Linked DNA regions of Homo sapiens: region 1 is linked to region 2. Evidence: read pairs that join two places in POLR2A ChIA-PET (ENCODE). Cell type or tissue: GM12878. All regions are shown on one strand.

Evidence for each region. ChIA-PET counts read pairs that join two places held together with the same protein. Peaks named below come from ENCODE experiments on the same cell type or tissue, not always from the same donor. Only the 100,000 strongest peaks of a DNase experiment are listed, where the experiment ranks them.
Region 1: POLR2A ChIA-PET joins it to region 2 with 7 read pairs; 2 of 35 experiments call an interaction of 5 or more read pairs at or near these places.

Annotation. Positions count from the first base shown.
Region 1 is chr15:35,057,465-35,059,964 of GRCh38, forward strand. No RefSeq gene overlaps it. Among named protein-coding and RNA genes, the nearest start is that of NANOGP8, 27 kb to the right of the region's middle. In GM12878, no CTCF peak of the experiment used is centred here; a DNase peak (open chromatin) is centred at 1,299; H3K4me3 peaks cover 1,060 bases; H3K27ac peaks cover 1,244 bases.
Region 2 is chr15:34,905,745-34,908,244 of GRCh38, forward strand. It overlaps AQR (aquarius intron-binding spliceosomal factor), which reads right to left. Exons shown (of 35, transcript NM_014691.3): 18 at 801-968. Among named protein-coding and RNA genes, the nearest start is that of AQR, 63 kb to the right of the region's middle. In GM12878, no CTCF peak of the experiment used is centred here; no DNase peak of the experiment used is centred here.

The sequences.
Region 1 (2,500 bases), 150 kb after region 2:
TTATTATCACTTAAATATTACTGGTTCCATAAATTACTTTTTCTTGTCTCAGAAAGCCTTCGCCTTAGGGGCTTCTGACTAGTGGAAATAGAGCCCTATGTCCTCAAGGTCATGGGCAAGGGCAGGTCACGGGCAAGGGCAGGGCATGTCTGTATAAAACGCCTTCCTGACTAGGTGTGGTGGCTCACGTCTGTAATCCCAGCACTTTGGGAGGCCGAGGTGGGCAGATCACCTGAGGTAAGGAGTTCAAGACCAGCCTGGCCAGCATGGTGAAACCCCATCTTTACTAAAAATACAAAAATTAGCTGGGCATGGTGGTAGGTGCCTGTAATCCCAGCTACTCGGGAGGCTGAGGCAGGAGAATTGCTTGAACTTGGGAGGCAGAGGTTGCAGTGAGCCGAGATCGTGCCATTGCACTCCAGCCTGGGCAACAAGAGAGAAACTCCGTCTCAAAAAAAAAAAAAAAAAAAAAGAAAAAAAGCCTTCCTAAAGCAGGGTTCCAAATGAGGATCCTGAAGTTCTTGTGGGCTATAATCCCTTTCAGTTCCCAAATGAAAAGTGAATCTGATGATTTATTCATTTCTGTAGGGGCTAAAATGCCATTTGAAGTTATCATTGAGGCATTAAATTTTCCTCATCTGCAAAGCGTAAGGTTCCAAATACCTAGAGAGGTGAGGCTGTGAGAGATGGGAGGATGAGAGAGGTCGTTCAAAGGCTGCGAAGGAGAATGAGATAGAAGAAGTGGGCCTGCCACTCTTGGAACGTGAGCTTTGTTTGGAGGAACTCCTGTAGAGACTGGAGGGGGAAGTGGCAAGGTAAAGAGCTGCCTCCACTTTTATGTTTCATAATACGTTTTTTAGATGTTTCTTCCCAGCCAGAAATTGTCAATATGATTAAGAGTCAGCTGTCTGACCTCAAAAGAAGGTGGCCAGCTGCCCTTTAAATATGTCTCTGCAGTTGAGGGCATCCAATAAAAGCCAACTTGGTATGAAAAACCAATTTTTTTCTTTGCTGTTTATGTTTTTTTTTCTTAAAAAGCTTTGAACAACATAGCAAAAAATAAGAAAGGAGGGCTGTGCTCCAGATGTGCAAGCTTTCCTAGAAGAAAAAAAGATCTGAAAAGCTTCTTCACCACCTGTCCTGGTGAGGCAAGCAGAGGACTTGACTCCACATGAGAAAGCTAATCAAAGAAAAAACTCTACTTGTCAGAATTTTCTCTCTAGTTTTCATCGTACAGAGGCACATCCTGACAAACTATAGAGTCCCTCCACTGACCAAAAGCGAAAAACAAAAAGACAAAGTAGCTTAAAATAGGGCTGAGTAGGACTGAAAGTTTAAGGAACTATTAAAAACAAAGGAAACACGCTAATTCTACCCAACAAAGAAATAGGAAACACGTCAGAAGACAGAAGGGAAAGAAAGAAAACCTGCTACCCATGTTTAATCTTTGTCTACTCCCAGAAGACTCACAAAATTTAAAACAAGTACAAATGAAAATACAGAACACACTTTAACAAAAACAGATCAGTAGGTGGTTACCATGTGCCTACTTAGAGCAGCCCCTATTTCTCAGGGCCACGAGAGTGATAGCACAGATGAATTAAGCCCACACGCCCAAAGCAAAAATTTCATTTTGGTCTTTAGTCTTATTCTCTTCTCAACTAGAGACTAACAAAAGTAAGTCAAACCACTTCGAGTTTCAGCAGTTTTCCTTCTTATTTCTGTACTAAAGAGTTATGAAAATGGCTCTTGGCAAATATGAGGAAAAGGAAAAGCAACAAGCCTTATTTGACTGCACTGAGGCTGTCTGTGCAGACTTTTCAGAGGTGGGGTTGTCAGTGCAAGAGACGAACAGCACATAGGGCTCTTAGCCTTGCCACTTTGTTTGAAAGGCTATAGAAACTGACTGGTAGGTGCCAGGCATTGTGATAGTTATTTTATATATATATATATATTTGCATTTAATCCTTCAGTAGCCCAGTGAAGTGGAAATTTGTATTTCTGTTTGTTTTTGTTTGTTTGTTTTTTGAGACGGAGTCTCACTCTGTCCCCCAGGCTGGAGTGCGGTGGCATGATCTTGGCTCACTGCAAGCTCCGCCTCCCAGGTTCACGCCATTCTCCTGCCTTAGCCTCCCGAGTAGCTGGGACTACAGGCGCCCGCCACCACGCCTGGCTAATTTTTTGTATTTTTAGTAGAGATGGTATTTTTTGTATTTTAGTAGTTTCACCTTGTTAGCCAGGATGGTCTCAATCTCCTGACCTCATGATCCGCCCGCCTTGGCCTCCCAAAGTGCTGGGATTACAGGCGTGAGCCACCGCGCCCGGCTTGTATTTCTGTTTTACACAAGAACTCAGAGTTCAAGTATCATGGTCAAAGTCATGTATTCTAAATGGGGGTGGGCCAATATTTGAACAAAGATCAGAGAAGAAGCAATGTATTTGCTGTGCTGTGAGCAGGCATATTTGCTCTGAAATTTGAACTGAGAGGCAGTTCTGAAAT
Region 2 (2,500 bases):
GAGTGTTTCTTAAAAAAAATATGGTAAAGTATTACATATTTTAAAAAGCTTTGAATAAAGATGATTTCAAAAGATCCTGTCCCAGAGTTCGAGACCAGCCTGGCCAACATGGTGAAACTCTGTCTCTACTAAAAATACAAAAATTAGCCAGGCGCGGTGGCAGGCACCTGTAATCCCAGCTACTGGGGTGGCTGAGGCAGAATTGCTTGAACTTGGGAGGCAGAGGTTGCAGTGGGCCAAGATCGCGCCACTGCACTCCAGCCTGGTTGACAGAGCAAAACTCCGTCTTGGGGGGAAAAAAAGAAAAAGATCCTGTCCTTTCCAATATCTAACATAGAAGTTCTGAAACTGTCTGGGTGTGGTGGCGGCTCATGTCTGTAATCCCAGCACTTTGGGAGGCCGAGGCAAGTGGAGTGCTTGATCTCAGGAGTTTGAGACCAGCCTGGGCAACATGGGGAAACCCCATCTCTACAAAAATTAACCGGGCATGGTCGCACGTGCCTATGGTCCCAGCTACTAGCAGGGCTGAGGCTGGAGAATCGCATGAACCCAGGAGGCAGAGGTTGCAGTGAGCCGAGATTGTGCCACTGAACTCCAGCCTGTGTGACACAGTGAGAAACCATGTTACCTATATCTAAAACTGCACGGTAGGTACCCTACACATATTTGATACAAAATCCTTTGTGTCAATTTAGTAGGTAAAAGAACTAAAAAATATTACCTAAGAAGCAAAAAGGGAAAAAGGCAAAGAAATTTATCATTCTATACACATACTCTTTCAAAAATATAGGTCACCATACCATCTTCAATGACACGTCCTTTATCATCCAGCATGCCCTGAATTTCACAGCCTCTGACATAAACCAGGCCAACCTGCTCAATAAAAGGTCTCCTCCGGTCAAACTTAGTGCCATAAGGTTTTGTGGGACGTACGGTAATTAAAAAGCATACATCATGCTTACGAAGACCTGGTAAGATATAAAGACATTTTCATTTATTAGAATTTCATTGTTTTCAGTCTTTTGTAGGCAAATTCTTATTTGCCTCTCTACCTCTTATCTTTGGTAGAGAGATACCGTTGAGTGACCAATGATTATTATCGCATTGTAACACAATTATGGGCTTTTCTATAATCTTTAATACTCAATATTTCATAGCATTAATTGAAATGAAAACTTCTTTATATTAAAATTAGAAACATTCATGCCATGAATATATTACTGAATAAGCCCTCCAAGTCATGCTACAGCTCCAAAATTGGATGTTCGTCATCATTCTTATTTTTAACAATCTTAATAAGTAACCAAAAATATGGCTGGCATATAATCCATCTATAGCATATTTAGCAGGTTTTTAATATCAGTTTAAACTATCTATCAGTGTCATTCCAAAGACAGCCTAATTGTATTTCACTAAAACAGGTCAACTCAAGAATAATTAATCAAGGCAAAAAAGTATTGTTTACAGGTATGATCTTGAGAAAGATGGCTGAATATATACAGTTTCAGTTGGCAAATCGTGAACATTTTTATAAGTGAATGTCAAGAAAAAGGAGACTTGTGCCAGAGTCCACAGCTTCTTGGTCACTAGACCCAATAAAGAACTCAAATGGCTTCCCAGCTCTATTAAAAGTAGAGAAACTGGAAGACAAGGATTATAAAATTAGACCTCACAGCATGTAATGCTACACCACTTAATCTTCATTCCATTTCTGATGTTTTTGTTAGCCATTACATGACATAAATGTAAATGTAAACAGTCTGCTTGCTCACAACCTTGTTAACAACAAACACAATGAAATCAAATCAACAATGTGGGCATATGGCTAATAGTACTGAAAATATTTTGGTTTGTTTTAATTGGGGGACTGGTTAGAGTATGGGTAAAGGTAGAAATAATAACTCTATTCATAATACTGACTTAATTATTTCCCAATAAATTCTATGCAAAGCAGCAAGAGAAGTAATGAGAATGAATGGGAATCATCCTACTCTCTGAGTTGTACTACCTGTGTGATGTCTGATCTGCACAGCTCATTAAAACTTCTAAGTCTTACAGCCAAAGAAGTGGTCCTGAGAAGTCATTTATCCTCTCCCAAGATAGGAGTTACTTTTTGGCATCACTGAGGGATGACCTCTTGTTCCTTCCTAAAACAAACCACTTTACTCTGGGACATCTTAGATCCACATTTTTTAAAATCCTATATGTCTCTCTCCTTGCAACCATTTGTATCCACCCTATCCTAGCTGTGCTTTCTGGAGCAAATCTGGCATTTCCATTTCATGAATTCTGTTTCCTTAACTTTAAATGAGAATATTGAAGAAGATAAGGGCTTGAGGTTCACACCTTTTCAAAGGGACAAAAGGAATGTTTTATGGTATTTAGTTTAATAATCTTTAAAATTTACTTTTATAAAACAATATTCAGCTGGGCACGGTGGCTCACGCCTGTAATCCCAGCACTTTAGGAAGCTGAGGCAGGTGGATCACAAGACCAGCCT